Regions from separate parts of the Mus musculus genome. Here regions 1 and 2 are each linked to region 3. Evidence: chromatin loops called from intact Hi-C (ENCODE). Cell type or tissue: left cerebral cortex. All regions are shown on one strand. Links, peaks and the distances in the headings refer to the core of each region. The heading gives the core; the rest is flanking DNA. Region 1 overlaps Akap6 (A kinase (PRKA) anchor protein 6). Region 2 overlaps Npas3 (neuronal PAS domain protein 3). Region 3 overlaps Akap6 (A kinase (PRKA) anchor protein 6).

What was found. A loop is a pair of places that touch in the nucleus more often than their neighbours do. Peaks named below come from ENCODE experiments on the same cell type or tissue, not always from the same donor. Only the 100,000 strongest peaks of a DNase experiment are listed, where the experiment ranks them.
Region 1: it touches region 3 in a loop (2.6-fold over the local background); 5 of 42 quality-filtered maps call a loop at or near these places.
Region 2: a loop joins it to region 3, with 7 times the contacts of the local background. A loop is called at or near these places in 2 of 42 quality-filtered maps.

What each region holds. Positions count from the first base shown.
Region 1 is chr12:52,912,174-52,923,090 of GRCm38, forward strand. The region is part of intron 5 of Akap6 (A kinase (PRKA) anchor protein 6); the gene reads left to right. Among named protein-coding and RNA genes, the nearest start is that of Gm51971, 120 kb to the left of the region's middle. In left cerebral cortex, for the core only: a CTCF peak has its summit at 6,939 (motif pointing right); a DNase peak (open chromatin) is centred at 7,016.
Region 2 is chr12:53,837,125-53,848,041 of GRCm38, forward strand. All of the region lies in intron 5 of Npas3 (neuronal PAS domain protein 3), which reads left to right. Gm35614 (a long non-coding RNA gene) reads left to right here. Exons shown (of 2, transcript XR_381599.3): 1 at 1-4,468; 2 at 8,944-10,917. Among named protein-coding and RNA genes, the nearest start is that of Gm35614, 11 kb to the left of the region's middle. In left cerebral cortex, for the core only: no CTCF peak of the experiment used is centred there; DNase peaks (open chromatin) are centred at 4,635, 4,959, 5,256, 5,442 and 2 more places; H3K4me3 peaks cover 471 bases; H3K27ac peaks cover 2,027 bases.
Region 3 is chr12:53,024,697-53,035,613 of GRCm38, forward strand. It overlaps Akap6 (A kinase (PRKA) anchor protein 6), which reads left to right. Exons shown (of 14, transcript NM_198111.2): 9 at 1,025-1,145. Among named protein-coding and RNA genes, the nearest start is that of Npas3, 220 kb to the right of the region's middle. In left cerebral cortex, for the core only: no CTCF peak of the experiment used is centred there; DNase peaks (open chromatin) are centred at 2,835 and 4,423.

The sequences.
Region 1 (10,917 bases), core at 4,031-9,030, 110 kb before region 3:
AATCTTATTAGACCCGTGTTCTCTAAAGTGATGATTGAAGATTTCCCTCTTCTTGGGGGGAAAAAAAATAAATGAATAAAAGAGAAAATTTTGATGACCATTCTGAAGCTTTCTGGAGTTCTTGTAAAATTAATGAGCCCCTCATTATCAAGAAGGTCTATTTAATCTGTTCTACACTTGGCTATTTTAATAAAATATTTAAAATGATGATCTCCATCATTTCTGCTGCTACGTGGATTTTTCAGTAGATAATTAATACAACTGTCATTTTGCCGGGCCCTCTGCTTAGGGAAAACCAGGGAGTCATTGTGGATAACACTTGGGTGACTATGTTTTGAGTCTGTTTAAAGCAGGAATTATAGACCAGGATACACTTGATGAACCTCGGGAGGTTTGTAGTGAATGCTTCAAATGGCCGATATCAATTATGAAGGGGTGGGACCCCCGTACCGGAGTGTGAGAAAGCGTGACAAAAAAGCACATTGTCATAGGAAATGAAAACTCGGGCTTTGAGGATCTCATCTTTATTCCTTTCACTGATAGCATAAAATTGACAAAGGCAACGAACAGGAATCCTTGGGTGCCCAAGTGTGGGGTTGATTTCTGCCCCTCTTACACGCTTAGAATTTGGAATAGAATATGCACCACGGACAGTCTCATGCACGAGGTTTCATGGGAAAGACTGCAGAAGGAAGAAAGACGGACACAAAAAAGAGAGAACTTTAGTTTATTTAATGTTGTGCTTTGAACATGTTTTATGTGACTGCAAGTTAAACAGCCCCAGGAACCAGTTAATGCATGCAGGTAGGCTCCAGATAAACATAGCCTGGGTTGACAGTCCGGTCCGTAGAAACGCCAGTGGCCATAAGTGCCTCTCTTGTACTGGGTTTGGAAAGACTGCCCTGAACACTCAATTCCCCGTAGAACACACTTTTCAGGGTTTTCTTCTTCTTCTTCTTCTTCTTTTTTTTTTTTGGAGGGCATTTCATAATAGCAAGATAAAGATATTCAGTGCTTTATGATGTAAATTATATTAATTAGAATGTCAACGTTGCCCTGGCACTGTTCTGACAGAAATTCTAATCTGTGTTTAAACAGGACTATATGAACTTTATTTCACATCAAGTGTGCTGTCTTAATTTTCTTGATTTAATATTTTATGGAAAACACACATCCAGCTTTTGAGGTTCCAGAGGGCACGAGGGCATAAGGTGCCCTAGCTGTGGGGTGCTCACCGAAAGCCAGGAGGAGTGGCTGGATGGCCTGGCAAGGGCCTTTCCTCTCTGCGTAGCATGTCCCTGTGTCACCATTGCATATCCCTGTCTCAGCTATCTTACAGAAATCTTGCTTGACATCCCTGTGCCAGCCTCACCTCATGCTAGCCCAAAGCTAGAAGTTTCTTTTATGAAGGGGCATTTTGTATTGTTATGTAGTTGCAACTAACTCTATATATCTAATGTTAACTTAGAATGTTGCTAATACAATGTCAGAAGTAAAGTCTTATATTATCATTCAGTTTAAATTGCTACCGTGTCTATGACCTTACTCTATGTAGCCTTAGCAATTGCAGAACTTTTTATTGGTGGCTATTAAGAAGCTCAGGCAGCTCTCATTCCAAACATGGAGTCACTGCCCACTGCTGTGGGTCACCAAAGAGTCCTTCCTGATGTCTCTCTCTGTTTCTGCCACAGGATTACCATCTTAGGGGGGAACTCTCTCTCTCTCTCTCTCTCTCTCTCTCTCTCTCTCTCTCTCTCTGACTATTCTGGCTAGCATAGAGATGATATAGGTAAAGTTTGCTTATCTCTGCTTTTCAAATGGCGAGAAACTATGGTTTGCAGGCCGGTTCACCGACTGTTAAGTCAGTCTCCCATTGAACTTCTGAGAATAGCAGTGTGCAATAGCCACATTAGACTTCTGTGCATGGTTTGCTGTGGAATGCTACAGAAATCACTGGGAGTCCCTGGACTCTACCAGGCCAGTTACCATAGGACAAGGCTTCTCTGTCCACCTTACCCTCTGTCCCTGATTGTCACCTTTATCTTATTGTATTATCATTGTGCTGAACTAATATTCTTTTAGTCTCAAAAGGAGGCAAAGCCTACCTTTCTATGAAAACTATTCAAGTGAGCTTAGAGATTCATATCTTAGCTTAGTCTATACAAACCATTATTGTTCCCTGATGTGGGAGCAGAGGGTTTTTACAGTGTCACACAGTAGTGGAGGTTGTCACACAGTAGTGGAGGTTGTCAGATACACTCGCTAAATCATGTTTTTCTAGATCCTAAGATTTAGTCTTCAGTCTTTAGGAATGTGGGACCTGAGAGCGATTGTCTTCTCTGATATAATACATTGGAATAGGTGGTCTCTTCTAGTATTTACTCGTAAAGATAAACAAATACCAAAACAACAGCTGTACATCTATATCTTCATACTTAATTCAATTATTTTCCATGATGGCAGCCAAGGGTTTTTCACCAACACTAATCAATTAAAGCTTTACAATGTCTCTCTGAGCGAGAGTCAGGAATTTTATTTTAGCTGTAGGAAACAGTGTGAAATTGTCATGGTACATCAGCGATTTTCCATGATAATTAATCATCTGCTTGCAACCTGGCTGCTCCTTCAAAAATACAATTCCCATCTTTCTGGAAACTGGCACTTTCAGGAAATGTCATTTGGAGGTGGTGGATGGCGGGTGCTGGTCTTTTCTGAAAGCAATGTTAGAAGTAGCATTGTACGAATGTACTACGGGGAAGACTCCTCTTTCTCTCTTTCCTTCACTGTTGTCTGTTTCCTCTTCAAAAACAGCTCCACTGGAGTGTTTGGCCTGCGAGATCGCGTATCTTAGAGTATGAACGTTCACGAGCTTTGACAATCTGAAAGATACATACACTCCACCAACATCACGATAGTGAGCACATTCATCACGCCAAACCTCCTCATGACACTTTGAGATTCCTTCCTTCAGCCCTTCCCAGACTGCACTGCAGCCCTAAGCAACTGCTGATTTGGTTTCTGTACTATCCAGTTTGCTCTGTCTCTAACTTCATAGGGGTAAGGCCGGCCAGCATGCTCTCCACTGGGGCACAGGCCTGATCTCTCTCCTTCAGCATGTTTCTTGTTAGCTATAATGACATCGCATCTACCGATGTTCCTTCTGTGTTGTTCACATGTGCATGGGCCACGCCTGATGCCTTGAGTTCCTGATAAACGTTTAATGTTTCCTCCACAGTCTTTCAAATTATGTATACCTGAGAAGAAGCACAATACATGCAAACATTGTGAATAGCCACCGCATGCCAGAGGACGTAGCTCTGGGATAGACCGTGTGCTTAGGAAATAGCCATCGAGAGTGTTTAGATTTCGTTCCTTTAAGGAAATGTTCAGCAGTAAGGCCACAGAGGAAGCCATCCTGGCTAGATCCACAGTTTGTCCATGTGCTTCTGGAAGGAGATCTCTCATCTCCAGAGTCCTTGGAAGACATACCTAATTCACCAAATGAGCACCACTCCATAGACATCGGAGCCAGGAAAACAAACCAGATCTTAACTCATTTATAGCCAGTCAGACTATCTAGGGTGAACTACTGTAGTCCAGCCAGACCAAAGAGTTGGGCAAGAGCAATGACTAAACCTAGGGTAGGGCCAGTCTTAAAACTTGGAGAGGAAATTTGGGTAGGCGTCCCATACTCTATGGCACAAGGATTGATCAATTTCATGTTGTCTGGCAGTTTTAAGTTTGTTATAAGAACTCTCTGACTATGTAGCCCAGGATGTCAGGGAACTCACTACGTAGCTCAGGCTGGCCACCAGCTCAGAGTACCAGAATAGCAGATACCACCATGCTTGTCTTAAGAAGCAACATTTGTAATTTTCAATTTGATATGTGAGAGCTGTGTAACACAATGGCGACTATGGGTTCAAGATTTTAGTTCATATATCTGAAGCACCCGTGCAACCAGGCAGATCCTGAGGTGCTAGAGCAATGATTCTCAGCCTTCCCAACACTGCCTCCTTTTAATGCAGTTCATGTTGTGGTGACCCTAAACCAGAAAAGAATTTTCATTGCTATTTCCTAATTGCAACTTTGCTACTGTTATGAACTGTAATGTAAACCTCTGGGTTTTGACCCTCCCAAATCTCCTAAGGGGTCTCGATCCACAGGATGAGACCCCCCCCACCCCGCCCCCGTGTGGAGCACGCTGCTTGAACCTGCCTTCTCTTGGGCCTTTCTATTGAACAGAGATGACCATAGGGTATACGATATAGTCCTGACCAGGAAAATTATATAAGATAAATGAAGGAGTTCAGAGAAAAGGTTTAATGTTTTCCTAGAGATAATTAGATGAAGGCCTTGAAGGGCATAGATTACTCTGTTGGATCAAATGAGAGGAGAGAGCTGGGGTAGGGACATCACGGTGAGGGTCATGGAGGAAAAGAGTGGAAGGGGACTGTCAGGTGAGGTCGAGCCTCCACTTGAGCCTTGAAGGGCGCTACTGGACAGTAAGGGACACTAAGTGACGATTTAAATCGCCAAATGTTTCTCAGGGGTACTGAAACTTTTGGCTTTGTGTCAAGCAGAAGAGTGACAGGAGTCAGTCACAAGTCCCATGGGGGTAAGGCCAGGCTGGCATAGTTTAGCTGAATGATCACAGTAGAGGACTGGCTTGAATAGAGTATTTGATGTTCTACTACGGACAAGCAGTTATCATTCTTCAAAAATGATGGATTTTTGCCTGGCTGTGTGCAGACATGGCAGAAACTACTCGAAGTGGGTGGCAGTATAAAGGTCTGAGGAGAGGCCTCCCTCCTGTCCTCTCAGACACCAGCTCTCTGCTCTTTCTTGATATCATCACACGATTATCCCAAGTATTTAAAAACAGCTACACATATGTGCGGTGCTTTGTGCCCAGCTTAAACTAGCAACAGATCAAAAGCAGTAACTATAACACAACTTTATCCTCTTTGGATGGCTTTAACAGTATTTCCATCTGGGGTACTCTGTGATTTTCTTTAAGCAATCCTTTATGCTAGACCCTTAGGTTATGTGTAGTCTTCTATCTCCAACGATGCTTCTGTGCACATGCTCAGACCTTAATCATCTTGTTTGGTATGAGCATGTCCTTACATTCAGACTTTCTGGCTAAAAAGGCTATACACGTTCAAAACTTTCATCTATTACTAGATTGTCTTTGGAGACGATGCGGTGTGTGCTCCGTGCTGAGCACGCCCACTGCCGTCTGCTGTTGAAGCTTGTTGCACACTGCTTAGCCTTGTCCATGCGGTGGTTAGCAGGGATGACCACTGTGCTTCCAGCATTTGGGGTGGGGTTGTCACCTTCTCCATGTTTGGGGGCATCGTTTGCATTTCTTTCCTTGGGTCTGTCTGCTCATTATCTGTGTCTGGTCTTCTGTTGGGTCATTACTATTCTACTTCTGGATTTACATGCATTTCTTAAATACCAAAGGAAGCAGTCCCTTGTCTGTGCCGTGAATGGAAAATATCTCGAAAGGAAACCATCAAGAAGTCTCTTCCAAACGTACAGGGACATCTCAACAATTTGTGCCTGTACTTAGGCAGACTTGGGAAGCCATGCTGGACCTCTGCACCTGGCAAAACCAGGCATGAAAATCAAAGCTAAAACCTTAGATATAGAGGGTCGAGTTTAAGATCAAAGAGTTTGTAGGTGGATTCGGAGATTAAGAACATCAGAGCAAGCCGGGCGGTAGTGGCACACGCCTTTAATCCCAGCACTCAGGAGGCAGAGGCAGGCGGATTTCTGAGTTCGAGGCCAGCCTGGTCTACAGAGTGAGTTCCAGGACAGCCAGGGATACACAGAGAAACCCTGTCTCTAACAAAACAAAACAAAACAAAACAAAACAAAACAAAACAAAAACCCAAGAACATCAGAGCAGTGGGAATGGAATACTGGGTGAGTGGGAGTGGGTTGGGGGAGGGGGACAGGAGCAGATTACAGGGCGAATCAGGGGTTCACACCAAGAGCTGCTTTTGAGACTCGCTCATGTTCAGTCAGAAATGTCAGACAACATCTTTTTGTCTGCCCTGTTCTGGTCTATGGCACCCTGAACTACACCCAACTGAGTGTGGGAAAGACTCAGATGCAGGGAGGTGTGTAGATGGATGAATGCTTCTCCGCATGAGCCGGGCCTCCAGGCACTGCCAGGTGTGTGTGTGTGTGTGTGTGTGTGTGTGTGTGCGCGCGCACACCAAGCTACTGGGACATCATCACTCCACAGATGTAGCAGTGTGTAGTGTGGACTGAGGAAGCGCGATTCAGCCCCTGCCTTTCACTCAATGTCTAGTTAAAGAGAAACATCACGCTACACTCAGTGAGAAAAGCAAACAACGTGAGACAGCATAAAGCGAAAAGCACAGACCTCCACCCTGCCGACTAACCAGCCCAGGCAGTCTGCTCTGTGTTCTGTGGAGCCCTTTTATGTGAGACGAGCACACTTGCAAGTCCGTGTTGGATATAAGTCAGTAAAGTGCTTCCACAGACCTGTTTCCATCTGTATACAAAAGAACTCCGGTACATTCTCACAGCTCCTTAGTGTTTGATCACGTGGACATGCCCCGGCTTATTTAATTAAATCTTGTCATGATGGGCACTTTAGCTTCTTCCTTATTTCTGCTTTCTTTTTTCAAACCGTGCTCCACGAATATTCAGTCTAACACTGGCAGACAACCTTCTTGTCCTTTTCCAGGCAGCCTGCAGCAGCAGCTCAGGGACCCCATGTAATAAAAAAAACCTCTATCATCCTCTAGGAACAGCTTTCACTGTAGGTAATAAGAACCGAGGCAGATCCGTGTTTGTGCGTGGGAAATCTGAGTCCCCATTTACAGGTGGACTTTAAAAGCACAGCCTTTTGACCCTCTTTGTTCATCCTAGTATTAGTGCCTGCAATTTGTGTTGGCTGCCACAAGGTGGCAGAGGAGCACCAGACTCCACTTGTTCTCGAGGTCCCATCTTTATTGTGCCCTCGCCCGGATCTTCATAAACACAATTGGATTTAACTAGAGGACCGGACGTGTCTGGTTAGGAGAATGATCAGAAAATGCAGACGCACACGTCTCCCATCACCATCTAGATCTCTGTGCTTCATTTCTGATTCAATCGCCTTTATTTCTACCCCAAGAAAAACCAGCGTTCCCAAACACTTCTGACTGCTGGTCTTTTGCTGGCCCTCCTGTGTCTACCTCTGCTCCATTTTTCATTGCTTGAAGTTAAGAGATCACAAGAGTTTGTTTTTCACCTGCCGCTCACCTTTCCTGCTTCCCCTTCTCTGCTGAGATGACGGACAGCCATGGCCTAAGCAAGTTGAGCTTCCTTCACAAGAACAGGAGCTGCCTGCCGTGGGGCTGTGCTCCTCAGGAACAGGGCTCAGTCAGCCAGACTTCAAAGCCCAGAGCGTGCGTTGGGCCCAGTTGCCCACCACCCCCTTCAGCCTCAGGAGCAAGGCTACAGCTTTCTGAGTGCTCTGACGTTCCATTTGCTTGTCCCTTGGCTCCCATCAGTTTAAAGTGTGGCTGAGTGTTTAGCAGGATATGGTACCATTTCTCCTGTTTATCTGAAATACTCAGCACCCAGCCTGAGTCGTTTGCTGTGGTGGTGGTGGTGGGGTCTGTCAGGAACTACAGCATTCGGGCATTTTGCCTTTGCTTGTGACATGGAGGGGGCATAGGCAGAGAGGGAGGCTCATTTTGGCCATGTGACGGTCATAACCACATTCCAGTGCTCTCATGGTTCATTCTGTGTGTCTAGGAGACTCGTGTTACTTTTCCCAGTCAGGAAGAACTGCACTTCCTTCCTGCTTGGTTTAAGGGCTCTTAGGCCATAATATGTAACAATTCTCATGATTTTGAATATCGTTAGTGCCCAGTTTACTAACTTATAGCTTACTTTTTTCTCAGACAGTAATGGCTGCTTTTAACTAGATGATCAGAGAAGTGGTGAGCTTATTGAGCACAGCACATCCAGAGCTATGGTGTACTGAGCACTGAAGAAAAGTTTGCAGACAGGCCTTGCGTTCTGTGGGCCATGCACAGGACTGGCTGAGGGCATTGATTAAGGACCAGGGACTCACATCTTATCACATGGAATTTTGGGAACTTGAATCAGTTTATCTGGTATATATAGTAAAAACTTCAGATTTTTATATTAACCAGGAGAACATTTACCTATGGGATGACTTTTGGGAAGGTGACATTAGCAGTGGTAGGCGAGGAAGACTCTCCTATTTGGGCGACTTTTGCACATCTTCCTTGAGTACTTAAGAGTGTATGGTAGGAATGGCTCACATCTTCTTAAAGAAGTTGAAATTCTGTGTTTTGGCTAGTGAATCTGTGACAAGAAGGGGGAACCCGAAGGTTTCCTTTTGTTTGTAGGGGTGTGATTCATCTCCTTTGGCAAGATAAAGCAATTAAAAAAAACCACAATGGAAATAAAAATGATAATTCAGCTATTAGAAGGGTTAACATCTCTGCAGCTTTAATATTACTTCTTAAAAATATGAACATTGTATGACTAGACAGGATGTTAATAACTTGACATTACAAAAATTTATTAAATTTATTTTTAAAGTGGTTTGGTTCCCCCTTTTGAATGCATAAAGCGTGTGGGAGTTGGAATGGATCTGCCCCAGGCTGCCAAAACAAGATTTTAATGGAACCGGAGTCCTTCAGGGATTGTCCTAAATCCACATAATATTCTTAAGTCCTGGTGTTTGCACTGGGACCTGTGTATTAGCAGATGTACGTGTGAATAATATACGTATATCCATCCATCACCCTGGTGACTCCACATCCTTAAGGGCTGCCGCACATCAATTATTCCACCTCAGGGGGTAGAGAGATATTTGGGCTAGCATTGACCTTCTTTTCAATCAGGGCCTCCAAACAGTATGTTCTGGAAGTCAAATAGTCCCTTCAGACAGAACCTCTGTTTGAGCACGCGTTTGGCCTGATGTCTCCATGCTGAGGAGCTGAGGAGTCAATGTGATTACCTGTGTCAGGTGTGGAGGCAGCGTCCGGGCAGCGAATGAAAATCCCGTCACTCAGAGTCACGGTCAGCATTCAGAGTCTCACCCATCTATCTCCATCTTGCATAAGTTATTAGCCAGTCTATCAGGGAAGAGCGTCAACCTCACTGAGCTGCTCTCTCTCTCTCTCTCTCTCTCTCTCTCTCTCTCACACACACACACACACACACACAGTCTTTGAAATAAATTATAGATTGAGGAGCTAGACTCACTTTCAAAGGCTTGGAGCCATTTTTATGAACTGAGATCTTGGGAGCAGCGTCTCTTTAGGAGGAACAAGGTTTTTGCCTTTTTAAAAAAATTTTTTTGTCTGTTTTCAAGAAAAAGACTTTTCAAACACGTGGTTTTAATTTTTTAAAAACACTTGGAAATTATTTCTTAAATGCACAAAGTTCTCTCCTTCAGTTTCTGATAGTTGAAGGTGTGTTCTAGATTGTTGTGACCGAGGAACCAATGACAAAGCCACTTCATTCTGTTGGGAAAATGTACAGTGACTGGCCGTTTATTTAATTGTGTGCTAAGTACCATATGATGAGAGGGTAAAGTTAAATTGATGATTCAGGTTACCCCAGCCAGGGTACAGTTTATATGGCAATTATGCTGGGTCATCTAAGTGTAATTGGCAAGTAATTTTGTAAGCGAAGGAACATGACAGCTCATTTACATGGTGTTCACCGAGTAAAATTTGGGGACATTCATCAACCACTCTCGAGTGCAGAGTGATCGCATTGATATCCCCCGGCGCTGCAGGCTGTTGGGCGATGGTGTGCGGGATGAGTCGTGAGGTGTGCACTCCCCTCTATGGTGGCTAGATGTGTGCCAGGCACTTTTGTTCCAAAGTGGGTGAGACCTCAGCCCCTTTCTCAAGGAGCTCAAGGGTGGGAAACAGACCTCTCAATAATTTAGAACAGGGGTCGGTAAGTGGAGGCTTGAAGCTTGCTGTGGTTATAAGCGTCTAGGGTGGAAGATCAGGGAAATCTTGCTAGTGAGCACACTGAATTGGATTTTAAAGGATGTTGCGGCTTTGCTGAAATAGCACTTGCCAGACAGAGGCACGGCAAGAACAGAGTCCTAGAGGAGCAAGTAGACAAGGGCGTGGAGAACCCTTGGAGTTGAGCTGATAGCACCTGCAGCCAGATAAAGGCTGAGCCAGATACATATGCCTGGCCAGCCATTCAAGGACTTAAGAAGAGGTGGGCCTCCATCTGAGCTCTTCTGAAGACGTTGTTTTGTGTAGTAACAATTAACTGTGCTATTATGGTGGACTAGGTTTTGTTCTATGTGTACCAAGGGATTTTTATCTTTATTACCACCTAGGAAATAGGCACTAAAATTCTTTTCAAAAATGAGAAAACTAAATAGACAGGGGTTGCCCAGACTTAAACAGAGAGTGACAAGGGAGCTGGGCTTTGACCTTAACTGTCCAGGTCTGAAGCCCTTGCCTGCCGCTAGCAGTAACCCACATGATGCTTCTGGCTTCCTTGGCACACTCTGCTGGAATTCTAGACTAATCGTACTCACTAGGCTCCGAGAGCGGTGAGTGTGGCCATTCTGCTCATAGTCCTATTTGTAAGTTTGAGATGAAAGTGCCTGTAGCATACTAACACACAACCAATGTGCAGTGTGGAGGGAGGCCTAAGAAGGGAAACGACGAGGCTTGGAGCTAGGGCAGTGTCCGTGTGCAGAGGCGTGGATGGGGACACTGGTCTGGGCTTGGTAAGTGACCTGGCATGTGGATCTTGTCGCATTCTTGTATGACTTCTGATTTCCAACCGAGATACTGGAGAGGTGACTTGACAGGAGAATCCGAGGAACAGGGCAGTTCACAGTGCTTGTCACAGAGCTCTTGAGTTCCT
Region 2 (10,917 bases), core at 2,504-7,503, 810 kb after region 3:
ATATCTTCTTTTTGCAAGTCTTTCAAGCAGGAATACCCAAGTTAAAAAGAAATGAAGTAGTGAAGTACACCATTTCCACAGCTCCATGCGTCCCCTCCCACCACCGAGATGTCTGCATTTTTCTCCTGTACTAATCATAAAAAGTTCATCATTCCTACATGTAACAAAGAAAAATGCGCCTTTGAACATGGAGGCTCTGAGGGTTCAGAGACTACTGAGCAAATATAAGTATCAAAATAATTCAGAAACAGTACAAGGCGCGGTGGCACATTATCAATTTACAGCATTTAAATTGATAAATGCTTGGTGGTGACGGCCTACAAGGGCACTTTGAAAAGCAAAGAGCGACCTGGCGAAGAAATTGATTTTTCCCCCCCGAAAATGACTGCATGATGCATCATTTGACTGCATGCTGTCCGAGTGCTTGACAGAGATAATCTCGCCAATCCCACGGGTGACCTTATCGTTCTCACCAGGGCAACTTTGTCTACGTTCTGACTTTGTGTATGTCAAGGTTCCTCCCGGCAGGATCCTTGGGGGGGAAAGTTCCTCTGTTCAATCCAGATATTGAACTGCTAGTTCTCCCCTCTCCCTTCCACCCCACCCTCCCAAATAGGCAAGCGCGCCTCGTTATTTCCTCCGTAATTCTGAACAGCTGGCAGAGCCTGCGGCCATCCAGGGCTATGTATCTTTGCAGACTCCTTGATGGACTCATAGCACCCCTAGTTATTAGATGATCATAGCAAGGGTCTTCCTTAGCAGGCGCTGTCAAAAGACTCCCTAACATCAGGGAACACACACCATCTAAGCCAAATGGAAGAAGCTAACCCCTTACTCTCAGGGATTTTTATTCCCTCTCTTGTCCTGTAACTGGGTCTCAGAAACATGAACCTGTCTTAATTGACAGTTATTCAGTCCTTGAGGGTGCTGGGCTCATAACTTTAAAAGTAGGTAGCATTGACCATACTGCCTAGGTAGCATGTCCCCAAGAGCCTTTGCCTTTGACTCCCAGGGTCCGTCTGTGGGTGGAGATTTTAGTAAGTGATGAGGTTTCTGCAGTACCCCTTCATATCCAAAAGCATTTTCCTTCCTAAAAAGAACAATTCTCTTCCCTTCAATTCTTCTGTTGCCATACATGGACACATGAGAATGTGTGTTTACCAGCGATCTTCCTACCACACAGCTTGTCCTTGATAATTACAATTCCTGATTAGCCATTTCTTGAAAGCAGCAAATTCCCTGCCTGGCTCAGCACCCCCCCCCCCAAAAGCTCCACTCTCCCACTGCCTCTGACACCCTCAGTTCACCATCCTCAACCCCTTTTACCTCCTTCTTTCATCCACAACATTAATTCTGAGTGAACAAGACGTGCTTCCTTGCATCTGACAAGATTTGCTGCAGTCTCATGCGACAAAAACCCAACACTCATTCCAGATTCAGAAAGTAGGATTTATAACAGCATTTTAATTTAATGTTGGATGTCGAACATATAAAGAGATCACAGTAGTACTAGAGCTGGAAATTGATGCCTTTTTTATTAGTGTCCTCTCAGAAGTGGGGGAGACGCTGTTTGTGCGGTGGAGCACAGAGCAAGCAGCCCAGTCAGATGAATGAGGACATGCTATCTGCAAGGAATCATATTTCAAGCCACTGTCGGCCTCTATTGATGTGCTCAGAGTTGAAAGGTTATGCTAGTAAATGCCATCCGAATTTCCAGCATTAGAAATCGGTAGACTAATCTGCTGCCTGTCACTTGGTGCTCAGCCTACATGGACTGCGTGGGTATGCTTTACTTATTTTAATTCCAAATTAATTCCTTATTACTAGTGCATTTCTCTCTCTTCTCAATACCTTCCCCAGTCCCCAAATGGGACTGGATTTTTAACAGATCTTTAAAGGAGGCCAGTGTCAGTAGAAGAAATTTACTGTGGCATCCTATATGAGAATCATTGCTATTTTTATTTATTCCCAAGCAGAAGGCTAAACCACAGGACCTCTGGGCAAAGGGGACCTTTCTTGTTAGACTGAATCACGGGCTCCCAGGACAGCTCAGGAGAGGCTCACCACTGTCAAGTGTACAAACTGAAGATCTTCGATGTCTTAATTCTAACATTAAAGTGAGCAAGAGAAGAAATGAGGCCCAGCATCCTTCATTCGGTAGAGAAAGAAATGTGAAGTCAGAAATGCTGCCTAAGAAACATACTTGCTTTATTTGTGTGCTGGACGAAATGCTATTTTCCAGTTCATTTTTGAATTAGAACACGGAACAAAAGTAAGATTCAGGAAATTTAGCTATCCTTCTAAGTCTGTAATTTATTCATTTTTAAATAATGAAACGGTGTTTTTCTGAATTAAGCCATGTATTATTCATGCAGGCATAGAAAGTGCAATGTCCCTGGATTTCTAGAAAGCAATGTACATTTCTTTGCCTGGCAAGCACTATTTTCTATATGGTATTAATTTTATGGCTTGTTTTATTATGCAAAGTTGGAAAGTAAAGATAATTTCTGTCCATAATGTGGTGCTTATGTAGACAATATATGCAAAATAGTACCCTGTACCTCAGCCAGCATCCTTCCTCAGTTAGCCTGGGCCCTGGGAGAGCAGGAGCGAGTGCAAGCTGCTTAGATCAAGAATAGGAAATAACTTGACCTGCTGAGAAGAAGGTCAAAAAATCGCTAAATTCACACAAAATCCAAATTTCATCTCTAGATACACACGTTCAATCTGTCTTAGGGTTTAGGGCCAACATGAGACATCATGGACAGAAGTAACATTGTTGCAATTTCAGTTGAAAAAAATAGTAAGAAATTGACTTTGGATTTTTTACATACATTCTAGAACTAGACTGATAACCTGAGAATTAATGTTGGTTTTAGACACCAGGTATCCCATGGCTTTCTGCTTTTCTTATTCTTGCACCTTCATTTGGAAAATCTCATTTTCTGCAAACCACCACTTTTAAAAAGAATGATATCAGTCCATTCAATTATTTTAGCTATTTTGATGTATATGTGTATTCACATGCACATATGTTAATGAGTGGATACTATTGGCTATGTTCTGGTTTGGGTTTTGCACCTATTCTGCTTTTTGTCTACAGATATAAATAATTTCTGATTCACTAAACAGCAAAGCTGATTTTCCTTTGGTCTGTCTCTCTCTTTCTCTCTCTCTCTCTCTCTCTCTCTCTCTCTCTCTCTCTCTCTCTCCTTTCTGGCTCCTGGAACTACAAATTCACCACATTCAATAACAAGACGTAACCTTCCTCCTAGGCTGTTAATTTTTAATGTGCTGGCAGATTAAATCTATTGCTTTCGATAACCACAGAAACTTTTTGAGAGCAGGAGAATGTATGCAAAGAAGGTTTTCTCTGGGAAGGAACAAGGTGGTTTGAGAGTGGACGTTTCTCAGGGATGCTGAAGGCCTTGCCACACTTAACACAGCACACCAGTGAGCCTAGGGTAGGCTTTGATAAATCTCGAGAGTTTGTGGACAAGAACAGCGTTTGGGTAAACAAAAACCACTGATTATATTTACAGTTTTGATGTTGTTGATATTGTTTTGTTGAGCTGTTTGTTTGTTTGTTTAGTGGTTTCTTTGTTTGTTTGTTTTTGTCTAAGTTTGGGCAGAAATAAACTTTCTATTAAGAATCCCTACCCACTTTGGCTTTCTTGATAGTAGCAGCATTATTCTGAAAAAACAGATGATTTCTTTCTATTGCAACTCAGGCAATGGTCACTGGCTACCAGTTGGGAAGGGCTAAGGCTTGAAGGGACAGAGATGTTGGAGATGGTGGCACCAGTCTCAGATTTTCATTATTCTGCCATCTTGATTTCCAAGTTGTTTGTTCCTGCTGTAATACCTGAGTCTAGCAAATCAACCTTTCTAATTATTAACTTGGTGTTTATTAGGAGCTAAAACAAACAAACAAACAAAAAAACAAACCCATATTCACATGATGGGCTTGGTCCAACATAGGGCAGATACAGAGGAACACTTCTAGAAAATTCTAGCCCCAAGGTGATTCTTTCAGAGGAAGCGTGAGGTTTGACTTAAGAATGTTAACGCTGATGAAATTCCAAATGGCTCCACAAACATTCCTGTTAGTGCTACAGAGACGTTTCTGTAGTTGCTGTGTTGCTTTCTTCTTACTTTGGACTGTTCAGAGAACCTTTAACCCCCAAATCTCAACAGTGTGTGACGGCACACCAGAGAGGCACAGGGATGAGGTGTTCAGAGGCACCAGGGCAGGGATGATGGTAGAAAAGTAGGTGTTCTGTTGATAGGGCTCACCCCTCCCTGTGAGCATCGGCACTTCCTCAGGCTTGGTTGCCAAGTGCTATGAAAATGGCCTTTGCCACTTATCAAAGTCCACATGTTGCAGAGCCCAGATGATGTAAGTTCAAGAAAAATGGAAGTGAGAAGAGGCCCCAAAGCCACCATCTTTCCATCTCCTTAGTTGCAGGTAAGAGTATGCAAGGACCAAGAGAGGGCCAGGCTGTTCCTCTGCTTTCCAAAGCCTTTTCAGTTCCAAGGAAGTCGGGCCGGTTGCTAAGATCCACTCAGCTCTGTAGTAGAAGCATGGGCTCGCAGCCTTGGGTATAGTGTTCATTGAAATTACAGGAGTCGAACTGAAGATAATCCCGAAAATGTCACAACTTCTCTGTGACACTGGGTGATATGTTTATCCATTCATTATCCCGGAGAACACCTGGGGCGGTGCTCAGGAAATCAGATAGTGCTTTTTAAAATAATTATAAAAGAAGCCAAGATTAGCAGGCAGACAATCCCGAATCATGATGTTACTAATTTTGAACTGTTTGGGGGCATCAGCTTCCAAGTCACAACACTGTAATAACTGACTACAACTGTCAGCAGTCCCGAGAAGACAGGGTGCCAAGTCTGACTATTTCTAAAACGCAAATGTTTCCTGGAGATGAGATCCAAGCACTCATTTTCTGTTTATAAAATTAAGACACTCTGTGGGTGACATTTCCTATTGTCGCTTTCTGGCTGGGTTCTTTTGTATGTGTTAGACATGAAGTCGGTGGGGAAGCAAGAAAATGAGCCTGGACCGGGATCGAGGAGACCTGACTGGGTCTTATCTGTTCTCCTAGCAGGGCCCTAACCTTGAGCAGCCCACACTGTCGTTTTTGAGGTTTCCAGCACTTCTGCTTTGCAATCTGTTCTCTTGCAGTTCACTTAGCAGTGGGTACGCATCGTTCCCTTCCCCGCCCCCATGAGGTGCTGGGGCAGCGTCAGGAGAGGGAGGCTGGGAGAAGGCTATCTTATTTTTAACCTTCAAAGGAATTTAGCTGAGCAGATGCTACACTGAAGTAGTCAGAGTAGAAAGGAAATGATACGGCTTCTAAAGGGCACAACTCGCATATCTACTGGGCTAAAGTAATTCTGGCAATGCTTCAAAGGATATAGCTTTGGATGGCGAAGTAGGTAGGCTGTGCAGTGAGATCACATATGGCAGGCTGTCAAAGTCGCCTACACTTTCCGTACATTTATATAAGTGCAAATGGAGGCTCTTAGACAGGGTCCCCGGCAATTTCCTGCTAAGACTGCTTTCAGATTATCTGATATTATTTGACTAAATTATCTCTGTAGAAGCGAGGACAACTTTTATGATCAAATATTTTGAAATTAGTTTTCCTCGTTGGCAGATTATCTGAAATATGAATTGCTCTCGTTTGAGCACTCGAAATTGAAAGGCTTTTGGTAATGGCAATTATACAAAAACAAGGGTACTGAAGTGCTGTATATCACGCTGAAGGGGATATGTTTATAGGTCAGTGATGTCAATAACTGGAGTTCTTACAGATTCCTCGCCGTTACCCTTTCGTTCCCAGCTACTGCAAAGGACAGACTGACGTTCTTTTTTAACAAGGGTTATTCCATTTTGAGACTGCATACTGATTTTACTGACTCCAGGCATGTAAATGTAGTCAATTCATATTTATTACATTTCCCAAACCTTCCATGGGGTGCGTGAGGATGTGGAAAATGGGAGATACATTAAGAACACATAAAAGTCTAAACAGGTCTGAGGCGGTGCTCTGTGCCTCTTGACTTGTACCTCCTTGCAGCTTCTTGGGGATAGCTTCCTTTCACTCTGTGGCCTTCTGTCCATGGGTGGGACTTCACGATCAATGTGCAGAATGGGTATGTTTCACCAAAGTATGTTCAGTCAGGGAGGTTATAATGCTAGCTAGCGTTGGGTGAAATTGCTATCCCCATTTTATAGATATGAAAACTGAGGCACTGAGATTAAATACCTTTCATCCAGAAAGTAAGAGAACCAGCACTGGCGCTGATCACACTGTTAGCCATGGTTACCAGTTGCTCCTGGAGAGTTGTTAAGTAATTAGCTTACCATTTTGATTCATTCAAGTTTTATGGGTTAAAAGAACCCAAGACTTGGAGCAATTAAGCCTCCAGCTTAGAATCACGAAACAGAGAGTGTTTCTATGCCAATACACGTGAAAGCTTAGGGAAGTTCCATAAATATATCTGAAAATTCAGATTTTTTTTAAATATGCCAAGTTTCAGTAGTGGGGCTAGGTAATCAATAATAAGGTCTGTGGTTCTTCCATGTGCCAGAAACAGCTCTAAACCCATTGGTAGCTATGGCATCTTCCCTGTTGTCAAGGACACCAGCTCTAAGATGCTGCGGGCATGGCAGCCAAGAGACAATGGCCTTCACATGGCCTCAAATGTTTCATTGAGTGCTGAATGTTGCATGTTGCCAGAGAATCATAGAGATGGTGAATGCAGGTGGCTAGCTCTGCCTGGAGGAATTTGTAAAGGATTAGCAGAGGGCTGACATTTCAGGTCGGGCCTTTATGGCCATTTCCCACGTGGAAAGGAGGGAGGTGGTGCCTTTGCCAGACAAAGGTGAAACACATTTGCACAATTATTTCTTGTGGTGAGAGAGACAAATCGCAAAGGAAGTCAGCAAACTAGGAAGGCAGGCGTTGTTCTGTGGGACCGTGGGAGCTGTAAAATGTTTCTGTAAGAAATGTACAGTATTAAATTCATGCCTTAGGAAAAATAGATTTGGTCAAAAAAGCAAAATAGATGGTAGAGAGTATCTTCCATTTAAGACTGAAAACTAGAAAATGGTTAAAACGGGACATGTCCCTGGAAATCCCTGGTGGAGTGGGGGGGATTTAAAAAGCCTTTTTCAGATGAGGCTAACATCTGGGTAGCAGATAGAACTACAGGAAGAAAGTGTTTTACAGCTTAGTTTGGCTTACAGCGTGTGACCCTCAGGAAGCCTGTGGGACATCTATTGAAAGGGCTTTGGAAACTGGAGGGAGAGGTTTGAGTTCACAGTTCCAGGTGGGAAAGTGGTTGGCCTTTAAGTGGGACCCACCCACTGCCACAGCAGTTAGAGCTTCAGAAAAGGAACTTGCAGTTTAAGAATGAGGGAGATTTGGGGCTGGAGAAATGGCTCAGTTAGGAAGAGCACTTCTTCCTCTTGCAGAAGACCAGAGTTCATCTATGCCTGTAATTCCAGTTCCAGGAGATCTGATACCCTGTTGTGGCCTCTGTAGGCACAGAAACATGAATAGATCTTAGAAATATTTTTAAAGGAGTTGTGGGGCTGCTAAAAAGGTAGGCCTGAGAGATATCCATTTACTCATAGGCAAGAGGGAGAGAAGGCTGTATAGACAGATGATTAGGTGGTCAGAACATATTTATACAGTATCTTCCCCAAGAATCATGAGAAGCTGTCACTGGGAAAACCAAACCAAAGACCCACAGAAAGGATGCAACTGGTTATCTAAACTAGAATAGGAAAAAGCCATTCCACCCTCTAGGGAGAAGATGGCCAGTATTCTGGATCACTGGGGAAGGCTGACCCCTGATGCCATGGGTTAAAGGGCAAGAGGAACGCGTGTATTCAGGACATCTTGGTACACTTCCAAGTCATTTGATGGTAAAGAAAGGAGTAAGGGAGCAAGGAAAGGCTTGAGAATTGTCTAGGAAGAGAAAAAGCAGACAGATGACATGTTGAAATTGAAGCAACTTCCACACTAGGTTGTAAGGCCGGAACAGGGCTAGGGGGAGTCACTAAAGGTTTGAGAGAAGGGCCATGGTTTTGAAAGGAGAAGGATGACAGTGGAAAGGAACCACTTAAGTAAGGCAAGCTCTCCTCTCACATGTCTGCTGCAATCAAGCTGAAGGATGGGTCTCATGGACAGGCATGGAGAAAGGAGGTGAGCCAGAAAGGGATCCACCCCAGTTCTCACCTGTGTGCTAAGACTAGCCAACTGCGGTCTCATCATGCAGGGTTGCAACCATGATGGCAAACACATGGAAAGGTCAGAGCAGAACAGGCCAACCGTGGACGGAGGGCAGGGTGGTGCCGTCTCTTCTCTGCCAAGCCTTATAAAGATGTGGTATGGGAAACGTGGTAGGTAATGGTGGGTTCTGCTATAGACAACCCCCACTGCATTGCCTGCTGTCCTGTCGCTGAGTGTCACTCTTTAGCCACACCATGCATCTGCTGCCCAGGTCCTTCCCGTTACTTACTGTTGAGCAAGACTACCAAGCTAATCAGAACCTCGGACTGCATTCGTCAGTTCCCACCCCATTCTATTCTGAACCATCTTCACCGAAAGGGAGCATTTTTAATATTTGTAACTTGGAGCTTCTCTGACCTCACAGTCCGAGTCCGTGGGATAAGTCATTTTACCAGGTCCCTCTGGATTTGTAGGCTCCCCAGCTGCCCCTCAGTGTTGCTTGCTACAGCGATCTATTGTGGCGGTGATACAGCGTCTGTCTCAGAAAGCATGGGCAGCACAGCCCTGCAGGAAGCGCTCAGTGAAGGAGGCTGCTTGTGTCATCATTTAGAGTGTATATTATTGTAAAGTTTCAAAAACACCTCCAGGGTTTAAAGATTCATTTCCAAATCTTACCTTTTAGCCGGCAGTGATCAGAGGGAAGGCTGTTTAATAATTCTCACCGCACTCCACCTGCCTCGGTGACGATTTGGCTCGTGTCAAAATAGATTACATTAAACTTTGGAAATGTATCTCAATCCTGGCTTCTGGGGCTTGGAGAAGAAGAAACGGAACAAGGAGAGAAGATGGAGAAGAAGAAAGAGGAAGCTCATAAAGAATAAACGCCCCACCCCCATAGCCCTCCCTGTTCTTTGCACTCCGTAGTAGAGACCTGTGGCCAACTACCTACCGTTCTACAAATATTTAAATGGAATGTGTAAAGTAAGCCGTGATCTATGCCTGCTTGCAAAAGTGGGCCTATTAAAGGAAACAAATGTGTGTCTGTTTCCAGCCGAGGCTGTAATGTGTGGGCTAGTGTTCGTGCCAGCTTTGCTCTGCATTCAGTGTCATAAAGCACACAGTTTATGGTACCGTATGAATTTGTGGGGCTGATTGTTTTATTATATTCGAGTGTAAATTCTGCGTCCCTTTTGGTTCCACCACCATTCCCAGAGAATACAGGTTTTGTGCTGATACGCTGTTTCCCAGCTCTAGGCATGGCCTGCGCCTACTCCTGACTGTAATTTACTTTCTGGTGTCTGTCGCCTTAAGCTTGCCTTCTGACTAGCTTGTTGAATGATGTGCTAATCCATTATATTTTTCAGACAAGTGTATCGACCAGTATAAACAGACTGGAGGGCACAAACCTAAATGAAAGCTATACTTCCCTGAATCATTTAAGAAGCTACGGCGTGGTGGCAGTGTGAAATAACCCGGCTCTCTACATTAAGTAAAGAAGAGATCTCAACAAATAAAACACAACATTGAGATCTCCCCTGCCTGTGGGCGGGAGGCCCCCCACTTCACCTGCTGGCACTGACTCACCTCTCTTGTTTGAGCCGGATGAGAAGAGAATGCTGTTCACGCGTTCTCTTCTGATCTACATCTGGACTGACACCCAGGGCTCAGCTTGCCCTGCCACCTGCGAGGCATTCTTGCTGGATCCTGAGTGTGTTTCATTTGAAGTCACAGACATTACTGTGTCATGTTTATACAAATAAAGAGCAGAAAGCAGGCACTTGAGGAACTACAACAGGAAAAAGTAATTAGCCTTGGATTATAATCCTCCAAGTCCTGCTCTTTGAAAGAGGTGTGAGAATAGACCGGAAGGGGTTTGAGGGAAGGACATGTCAAATATGAATCTTTCTTTTAAAAAGAATGTGTCTGTGGGGCCCAAACTGTATCATTTGCAAGGCCAAAGCCACAGTGGCATTACTTCTCTCAGTAAGAGAACTACTACTCTCGGGCTAGGACGTAGCTCAGTCAGTAAAGCTCTCATCAGCTGAGAGGATCTTCGTTCAAACCCCAGCACTAATTCAAAAAGCCAGGCACAGTAGAACAATTTTAGCAACACCCACCTAACTTTCACATAGACACACACACACACACACACACACACACACACACACACACACACAATTTATCTACATCACTGAGGAAAGAAAGCAAGCTACTGGTACTTCATTTTGTTTCGTCTAAGCTACCTGTCTAAGCTACCACATAGTTGGTACCAAGCCATGTGGAGGAAATAGCAAAGCAGTTCCCTGATTCCCTGATGAGAAACAGGGTTCATTTTCTTCCCAGGGGCCTTTGATGCATGTTGCTTTTATGCCCAGTTGTACTAAGGATTACTTGTTCCTCCTTAGATTACATATTAAAACCATCACATTCTTCTGATATCGCTGTGCCACTTTCTGGGGGTTTAAGCTTAAGTGTGTGCTTCCTCGTTCTGCTCCTTAGTGGTGAGGTACAGCCCACAGCAGTTGCCTCAGAGTACGTGCCTGGAGCCCTCCCTGGATGATGACAGTGATCCCAGTTTGGGGACTCCTCTAGCATGGCATGGGGAACCCTCCCTACCTGCCCAGCACTACCTTCCTGATCCCCAGCTCTTGTCAGG
Region 3 (10,917 bases), core at 1,928-6,927:
TCTACAATCTGTGCTCACTGAGTTTGACAAAACTGTAGCATTTCTCTTAGGGGTGGTTTGGAGGTGGGAGGACAAAGTCATAGTTTCCATCCTGCACTTTCATTTTCTGATCACAGTGTTTTAGAAGAATCTGGGCTTTACTTATTCACCAGGCTTTCAATAGAGAATCACATTAATCCTTTTAAGCTCCTTATTCTAATGATTTATTTTGTTGAAAACCATAGTGATACTCCTTTGAATTTTAATGATCGCTGGCTATTCAAAGATTCATTGTTTTGACTTCCTGTCCTTACCTTTGTTTCCTGCATGTCTGTGGGGAACACCTGTCTAATACTGGATCTGCCACTGGTTCTCGCTGGCTTACCAGAGTCACTCAAGCCTATCTCTGAGTGTTAAGTTGAAACGCTAGCTACTCATCCATGACAATAAATGTAGGATGTATGTTTGCAGAGATAGGCAGGTAGACAGGCGAGGGACGGATGAATGATTGAGTCATTTTCCGGAGAAAAGAATGTTTTTGGATTTGTTAGCATATGTTATCATTGTTGAAAATCTGGAAAATAATTTAGTAATAAACACTGAGGTGCCCCATCTAGGAAATTGAAATGAGAAAGCAGTTTTGGGTTTTGAAAGTGCTGTCTTTACCCTTAATCTGGGATTATGAAACTTTGGCAAATTGCTGGCCCTCCACTTCTCAGTCTGCGAAGGGATGGCATGCTTCCTATCAAGGACATAGTCACGGTTTCTTTGTTTGGAAAGGGGCAGTAGATGGTAATCACCATGACGTGGCTCAGGAGGGAGCATAGGAATTATATGTTGTGCTTTCCAAACCTGGGAAGTGGCTCTGTCACAGCCCTGCATTCCTGCTCTGTCCTCTGTGAAACCACACAGAGGATTTTCCTTCTCCTCTTACAGGTATTCACCCAGGAACACCCTGGGTTCTCAAGAATATATTATTCTAATATGAGATTTTTAACAACTACACTGTATTTATGCATAATACATTTTCGTGCCTTATCTTCAGGCTTCTGGACTTTGATTCAGAATATCAGGAGCTCTGGGATTGGCTGATTGACATGGAGTCCCTTGTGATGGACAGCCACGACCTGATGATGTCAGAGGAGCAGCAGCAGCATCTTTACAAGGTTAGAGCTACCCTTCCTGCTTTTACTTTGCGGTGGAAGATCTGATTAGCCTGACAAGTGTCTCTCTCAGGATAGCTTTGTGTTCATTGTATGTATCATGGTGTCTATTAGAATTCCCTCCCCTGTCCTCAAACTCATTTCCCTCCCTAGTGTGCTGACAGGCCGCACCGACATCATAATTCCAAGAAAGTTCCCTTTATCACATCCTGTTTGGTGTAATTCTAAAGAAGGACAAAGCTTTATCTTCAAGACCAATAGCAATAAACGAAACTGCATTAATAAAAAGACTGAAACAAAGCAAAGCAGAGACGGGCTGGTGACATTTAACAGGATGTGTTTCCATTGGAGCACTCAGGTAGATTTGGTCCACTCCTCAGAGCTTCTCAGAGAAGACAGAGATTTGCCTTCATTTTGACTTGTTGTTACCAAAGCACAGGGCTCATGCAATTTGAGGTATGTTAGTGATGCATACAACAGGCTCTCTCATTAAATCTGTGCATTTCAGGTTGTTTAAGAGTTCTCGCTTGGAATTCATATTGATCTCAGACAATACATCTGATAACTATCTATATTGCTTCCATGTCTGCCAGATCCCCCTTAACCTAGAGTGTTTTACCAATTCTACTTAAATAGCTTTAGAAATCCTTACAAAACAATCATGTGATTTTTACTGGGAGGAAAAATGGCTGTAAGCCTCAGAGTCCCTGAAAAGGCTGTGGGGGAAGGAAGAGGGACGTTCTACTGAAATATCAGGCTGCAGTAAATCTTCCTCATTTAAGCAATTTTTATTGGAGTAATTCTGACAGTTGTCATCCTTGAATTGCTTTGAGCATATGGCATATTTCAAAGAGCAGATTGTGAATCATAAAAAATAAAATTAATAACTAACCACAGCATCAGCAACAGTATAATGACAAGAAACAACTACCCTCTAGCTTTTTAAAAATCCTTATAGAATAAGAAGTATACTCAAGGTCAAATAAAAGTTATCTTCTTCAATTTTACCATTTTAGGTAAACCCTTCTTTCACAAAGTATTTTAACTTTTTTCTCCCTTCATGAGAGAGACATATACTTTAACAGAGTCTGATTGACATTAATTATTGTCCCTTGAGAATCATCTTAGTTAAGAAAAGATATAGGCTCCCTGTGGACTCCGCAACTGGGGACATTTTACTCTCTGAAGAATTCTGTATAGCATTGATGTCGTTCATTGACTTTTCTGTTTCCTGTATGGCTAGCTGTCCACAGAACCCAAATTGTTTTCCAACATACCACTTCCCAACTCACGTAACTAAAGCCAGGCTATTTCACATCTTATGTCAGGACCGGAAATTACATATGAAAGATGCTTTAGAAACCTGTATTAATTCAGTGCTAGAAAAATATTTTATTTCTGAAGCATCATCTCAGAACTTATTGGAGTCACGTTGCCAAATAACATTTCTTCTTGAAACATTTTGTATTTTGCCTATAAGCCATTATTTTTTTTTCTGAAACAGTGCTGTTCTTTGTCAAAATCACAGCCATATAATTTACATCACAATTAATAGGAAATCAGTGAATGAAAAAAGCAGTTGTCTTTTTTTCTTGTGGTTTTTTTGTAAGTGCTTTTCCTGAGAATTCCCATCCTGGTGAGCACTGAGTCATTACTCCACCCACTCAGGATGTCTGGGTTAAAGTATTTCTCCAAACCTTTTCCATACCGTGTCGCTTTCATCGGTGACTCAGCCTTTCACTGTGCCTCTGCTTCTAGGTGTTCAACATAGATATTCTCTTTGCATTTGGTTTCGTAAAGAAACTATAACCAAGAAACCAAAGGAAAATGCTACAGGTCTGCAAGGATCTTGATGTGAGCCCCAGAGAACTGCAGAGATCTAGAAACTTCCAAAGCAATCCTGGGGATATGGAGTTAGGAATCCTGTAGAAGTGTGGCTTTTAGATTAGAAAAAAACTTAACGAGGAGAATTGGTTTGAGGTCTTGCTCAAGAATTTCGAGGGCTCTTCGGGTCAAGTCAACATTGTCAGTGCTCGATTCCTGTGTTCAGATCTGCTTTCTGGGGAAGCCACTTTACTGATGACTTGGTAAAGGAGAATCTGTAGCCTGTTGCTCAAAGAGACTCTTGGGAGACCGGAGCTCTTTGGTTGCTCCCTGGTCTTCTTAACTTTATCATGCCACGAGACCACCTTGAGCATTTTTATCATCGGCTTCCAGCACCTCTGCCAATCAATGCTTTATCAAACTTTTTATTAAAAGCACCATTGGTGTTTTGAGTTTTGGGAACTATGTCTCCCAGCAGAGAGTGCTTGCTATCCTTATGCCTGAGCTAAAAGAAGATCTGAACCCACCTCAGAGGATTTCTAACCTATAATACTTAACCTATCTTCATTTCTTTTTACATCTCTTATAGTTGTGTGTGTGTGTATACCGCTTTGAATACATGGTGGTCAAAGACCAATTTATGAGAGTTTAGTTCTCACCTTCTACCAATGGGAAGCCAGGAACCAAATTCATGAATTCAAGCTTGGCACCAAGTATCTCTGTCTGCTGAGCTATCTTGCCGGCTTTTGCATTTATTGAAAGTGTTAACATTTAACCAGGTGGTAGTGGTACACACCTTTAATCCCAGTACTTGGAAGGAAGAGGCAAATGACTTTCTGTGAGTTTGAGAACCAGTTTGGTCTACAGAGAAAGTCTTAGGACACCCAGGGCTACATAAAGAAACCCTGTCTCAAAAAAGGGGGTGGGGAGGTGGGTATTAACATCAAGAGAAATGCCTTGCACTTATCACACACACACACACACACACACACACACACACACACACACACACACACAAGCCAAGCATGAGAGTGTATGCCTAGTGCATGCCTATAATCCCAGCTAGGAGAATAACTTTATTTGGGAACATTCTTGATGCCCTATATGAAGTGGGTTCAAACCCCAAACAACTATGAAAAATGGAAAAAAAGCTCATCCTGTGTGGCATAATTGAAAAGGATAATGGTGAATTTTCTAAAGCAACTCTCGAGTCGAGTGAGGGTAACAACTAAAGCAAGCATGAGCAAGGACAGCTCTTCATCCTGCCTCCGTTGTATCTCAACATACACACTCAGCCTTTGTTCTTCTGTCCCTGGGTAGCTCTGTATTCCACCACCCAACTCCTTCGCTGGCATAGATGGCTGGGTCCAGATTTATGCTTTGCTATGGTCCTAGGTGAGCCCCAGCAACCTAGGGAACCTAGCCTTTCCAGTGCTCAGAAAGCAAAGCTTACTTAGCACTTCCCACGGGAGCTGCTGCTTCCCCATCTGCTTTTATCCTCTGGTCTCTAGAAAGTCGTTTACCCTCAACTTCTAAATGTGGCAGAACTCATTCAGCATACCTCCTCAGTGGGATGCTCCTTGTTTTATGCTGTTTATCTCAAGCCAGCCAAACACAAAGGAACGTACACAGGGACAGAAGAGGCTAGGATAGGCAATGCATGCATTGACACGAGATGACGGAGTTTACCTCCCTCGGTACAGCCATGAAATATAAAGCACATTTTCTGTTTAAGCCATTTCCTGTTTTCATATTGTTAGACATTTAAGAGCCTCTCTTTCTAATTAATTTTACACTGCATCATTTTGAGAACAACTCAATTCATACTAAAAATTAACTATTTGCTTGATTACATTTTCTTTCCAATTTTGGGATGGTACCACCAGTGCTTTCCCTGCCCCCTTCTCTTTTTTGCCCTACCTCTGAATAGGAGCCCTCTGTGTCTATTTTCTAATAAACGCTGGCAGCTTCTTCAGCCTAGAAAATACGAACATCAACCCTTCTTGTTTTTTCTTCCTCCATCTGAGAATTGCCTCCAAGGAGAAGTTGCTCCCTCCCTCTCAGGTTCTTTCTCTCCATTCTTTCTACTCTCCTAAGTAGGACAATTTAATTTGTCAAAAGTAACCACCGTGATTTCGAAAGTTCAGCTCCTATTTGGACTAGAGTTACGGAGCCAGAATTCATAATACGAGGAGCTGTCATTCTGCTGGTCTGTGTGTGCATTAACTATTAATGGAGAAATATTTAAAAACCCACTTGCAAAGGAAAAGCCCCATTTTTTTTCCATTTCTGCAGATCAAAGGTGACATTATTCTTGGGCTCGAGGAAGCTCTGTCACCTCCTCCCATCCTACACACTTTATAGACTGAGTGATCTGGAAATCTGTCATGGATGGGAGAGCTGGACTCTGCTGCGGCTCCTCTCCCAGCAGTCACCGCTGTCTTCACGGTCCTTTAAAGGCGCACCCTCTCTGGACCACCTGACCTCCACCAGTTTTATACTGCCTACAAAGCACAGACCACAGAGCTCACCATAATCCTGTGTTGATGTATTAACCAAAGGAAGTGCTAGTCTCAGCACTCGGGTGCAGTGGTTGGAGTCTGGTGATTATTATTATAACTGAACAATAGTTACTTTCAGATGACATGAATAGGTGTATGTCTTGAGAGAGTCCCTTAGCTATGCCGCAACAATATTAGCTCATAGGATTTCCAAGGAGCTAAAAGTAACTCTGCCAGCTTGAAAGCAATCTCAAAACTTACCCATCAAGACTTTCATACCAGGAAATTTACAGTGGATTTTTTTATATTTAATTTTTAAATTTTATTATTTTGTTTATTATTTATATATTTACCATATAGTTGTACATTTTAAGGAAACAATACAAGTTTTCTGTATCTTTCTCCATTAGTGTCTGATCCTAATGTCCTGTTTGTTAAAATGAACAATTTGTTTTGCCTAATAGTTACTGAATGTATTGATTAATTCTTATATTTATGAATTTTGGATTGTTAAGAATCTTCATGAAAATACTTTCTATATATATACATACAAACATATATATGTATACATACAAACATATATATGTATACATACAAACATATATATTTATACATACAAACATATATGTATATATACATACAAACATGTATATGTATACATACAAACATATATATGTTATACATATATATGTATACATATATTATGTGTATATATGTATACATATATTATATGTATATATGTATATATACATGTATACATACAAACATATATATATATACATACAAACATATATATGTATACATAAAAAATATATATATATATGTGTGTGTGTGTGTGTGTGTGTGTGTGTGTGTGTGTATGAGATGCAGTAGCACCTCCACAGAGTGCTATGAGGGAAGAAGGTTTTAAAGTAAAAATACAAACCAGAACTAGGGAAAATATGCATAGGCCAGCGGCTTGTTCTGTGAGAAGAGTAAGTATGGCTGACAAGAGCTGCATAGCCTGTAGCATCCCTCTCAGCTAAAAAAATAGAAGTTTGAGTTTCCTGGTAGCAAAAGCAAAAAAGGAAATATGTTCACTTATACAGTATGCGTTTTGTATGAAAAAGCCATAATAGTGCCTTTGAAGAAGCTAAGGCCATTGGATATATATATATATATATATATATATATATATATATATATCATGTCTACGAATATTTATTAAGTAGTTCTTTTGTACAAGTAAAATGGCAAATACAGTATTTGTAACATCTGAACTAATTTACAGTTCAATGACTTAGTCGCTAAGTAAATGTTAGAGACTTGGAGCACAGACCTCGCCAAGAGACTCCTGTTGATGAAAGTTAACCAAGCAAACAGAGGCAACAGGGGTGAATTAAAGTACTAGACAAATAAACATGGTTGAAATGCTAAGTAAAAACGACCTGGCAAGGAGAGAGTGAGGCTTAGAAGCAATGACGGGGAAGGGTGCACTTGGAGGAGCTCAGGAAAACACCATGTAGAAAAGTCGGGTAGGTGTGTAAAAAGCTTTGCAACTTTAAATGTGTGTGAAGTACGATTATATATTCCAAGGAATAAGAAATACAGAGTAAAAGAAGATAAATGGGACATACTTGGCTTGTTATCTTACGACAGCTGATGCCAAAGTGATGTTGTCATTGCTATGAACTGATCATAGAAAACAGATTAATCACGCTATGCCTATATTTTATAAACTCACGAATATCAACCCCCTGGAATAGATTCCTTTCATTTTGCTTTGGATGGAGCTGTTGTAAATAATTTCAGATGTTCCTTGATCCTCTCATGGCTAAACTCGAGTTCCTACAACTGGATTGTATATCTGCCTCATGGTTCAGGCTGTGTTGATTGGGCTTAGAATTAAAGAATATCTACTGAATATATATTATTTTTATATGTTGGTTTATAGACTAGAAATGTGAATTGAAATTTGAATTCTGATAATTGGGCATTATATTTGGATTTCAGTACCAAATTTTACATTTCAATATTGATTGTACCAAATGAAACAAATTAGCAATCATTCAAACAGTTAGGGAAAATGACACCACACACACACACACACACACACACACACACATACACACACACTTCTTGACAATTTTTTTTTACCTCATTCTTAGTTGATTAATTGGATAGCCTAATTGTATGTTACATTTAAAACTCCATTAAGAAAAGAAAAGTATGCTTAAAATCATTATAATATTTCAAATAACATTATCTGGTCATTTTTAAAGTGACCAGAACTGAATAAAATCCACCCATCTCCACTGCTATCTAGAAATGAACTTGCTTCATTTTTATTAAAGTTCAAAAAGCCCTTAGATTAACTGTCACATTAATTTGGGCATTGATGAATCACTGTTTGATATGGATACTCAGATTTATATTTTTCTCTTTTTAATTTGAGAGAGGGCAAAACTCTTCATGGAATGTTTAGGGGAAAGGCCGATGGGATGTTCCCAAACAACCTATGAAAAATAGTTCCTGCTGGAGCTTGTAAGTTCTATTTGATTCACCTTTTTTTTTTAAAGGGGAGGGAAAGAAGAAAGATTTTAGAGACTAGGATGCTAGGAAACAGTTGGCTCTGTACAGAGGTCGAGGAAGGGAAGCCCTGCCAAGAGTCTCCAAGAGTCTCCTGTGGTGCTGCTGTCCGGAAGGTGCGCTGGCTCTGGGGCTGGCCCTGTGGCATTGTGGCGCTGTTCTCTCTCTGGCTGGCCGGCTCTGGCCTAGAGTGGATCAAACAAGCTGTGGGGGGAAAGTTTCCCTCATTTGCATCACTTCTAGACAGCCCTGTCTTACTCTTTGCTGACAGGAAATCACTGTCTTTGTCACCTTTTCTCAGGGCCCTCCTTTTGGCAGAGATGGGCCATGTGACCACGTTTAATCACAACAGCAGGGCTGGCTGGAGGCTCTGACAGGTTTTCCTCCGCACTTCAATAAATGGGGTGGAGGAGTCAGGAGGAAATGACTACATTAATTTTATAGTGAAAAAGATAATTAACACTTGAAGGCCTGATGCTCTAACGCTAGAACCTATGGGGTTACTATTCAAAACAAAGTAAATTTATCAAAAACTTGTGAAAACTATCTTATTATTATTTATTTTAATCTTGAATGGTGAGATCTGGGCACGTTAGAGGGAAAAGGAGCAGGCAGGAGAGAGGGAGTGATTGCATGTGAGGAAGAGAGAGGAGTGGGGGAAAAAGAAGAGGAAATCCTAGCAGGCATTAGCTCTGTTTGCAAAAGCAACTTAACTGGGCTAAAGCTCCGCCATTCCGGGGCTGGAGGCGGGAGCGTGTAAAGTGCCGCCTCGATGATATGAATAGACACGGGCAAACAAAAGCAGCAGTGTGCTCCTAGAAAACTCTGCTTAAAGGAGTTTCCCTGGCAACAGAAATGCCGTTCCAAAAGTAGACAGAACTTTCCTCAGAAAACATACTATTAATAACAACCTTCCGGAACAACTTGGAACAATTTGACGACTTGGCAATAATGCTGCCAAGCGTCGAGCAAATTAATCTCACACATAGAGTTTATATTTCTCTTGTCTGTGGTTCTGCTGGGGCCCGCCTAGACCTCTGCTTTTCAGTGGCTCAGGGGTGAAAAGTATTTCTCAGTGCTGCCATGGAAAAAGGAAACTAAAGAGACCTCAGTGTCCAACATCACTGGCCAACGGTTGTGTTCAGCCTTGGGAACCTACCAAGAGATTTTAGTTTGAGGAGATGAGTGTATTCCAGTGAGAACTGCTACAGGAAATCACACACTTTAATCGCCCTCTTGAATATCTCTTTCCAATAGAGATGCTTCCTGGAAAAAGACTTACTAAGGGTTAACAGCCTTAGTCTGCCTCTCACGTGAAGCACCTCTGAGGCCATAGACTATATAAACGTAATATATAAATGTAATGCCAAATATAGGCTGACTGTTACTTTTTAAAGAACCATTATTTCTTGTCAGCTCAGAATGGACTCATCTTGGGTCTACTTAGCCAAAGGGAATCATTTGAATTCTCCTAAAGGCTGCTTGCCAGCTGAGAGTCGAATGCTCCCCTCCTCCGACCTTTCTCGAATCCTTGGATGTAAAGGTTAAAAGTAATCAATATCTCATTGTGCTGCTTGGTTTCAGGGTAATAAGTAATAACCATCATGTTAAATCCAAATGATCCCAGATTGCACCTAAATGAGCTGACCCGTTAGAGAGGTGGCGTTAATTGCAATCAGGATAACCAGGAGAGTTTGCTAATAAAAGTTTGATTTAATTGTAAAAGGAACAAAACAAAACAAAATAAAACAAAATTTAATCTTTAACTTTTTGAAAACTTTTACTTAATTAAATAGAAATGCATTATCTGCTTCTATGTTAATCTGAGAGCTTTGGCTCCGTGCCCAGTGTTTGTAAATTTCCTTCCGATTTCTATAAAAGTCCTTACAAGAAAGGGCACTGACTTCTTTGTGTCCCAATACTAAATGAAGCATATGAATTTTATTATTTATTTATTTATTTATTTATTTATTTATTTATTTATTTTGAGACAGGGTTTCTCTGTGTAGCCTGGGCTGTCCTGGAACTCACTCTGTAGACCAGGCTGTCCTCGAACTCAGAAATTCGCCTGCCTCTGCTTCCCAAGTGCTGGGATTAAAGGAGTGTGCCACCACGCCCGGCATGAATTTTAGATAAATGGAAATATCATCTACCAATTTTTTTAGCATCATCTAGTTTTAAACTACTTATATCTTTACAGCTTATATTCATTCTATTTTGACTAATGAAAATTAGTCTAAATAATTTAGAGCTAGAAAATTATATGATGTGTGATTAAACTTTATAGACTGCTATGAGTTTGGGCTTGCTATTTTGTTAAAAATTAGTAAAGTGCCAAAGCTTAAATACGAAAATCAAGTATTCTCATTGACAAAGGAATAGTGATCTGCAAATGATAAGAATTAGGTTTAATGCTCCATGTAATTATATCAGGAAGGGATTGTCTATAACCTTAATAGAAAGTGTTGCATTAGACATATATTCCGTTCAATATAAACACTTGTCTTTATTATGATTCTATGAACTGTAAGGTAGGAACCAAATCTATGGGAGGGGCAGTATTTTAGTTATTTCAAAAGAAGTTGGAGAATTTGTTTAGAATAGGTGGTCAGCCCTGGGAACCTGTCTGAATCTCAGAGCTGTCAGTCATGAACTTGCTACCCTGGTTCCATTTGTCTAACTGTACAAGGAAGAGAGTTTGTAGGTTGTGATATGCAAGACATGTCATCTTGGAGCACTAGGAGTGCTCCTGCTCTACTACTCCATTCCCAAGTGCCCATATTCCTTCCCTCTTAGCCCGCAGTCCCATGTCTTTGGGAATGAAAAAACGAACTCTGCTAGATGCTGATATTTTGGTGTGGGATATAATATTGAATGAAATG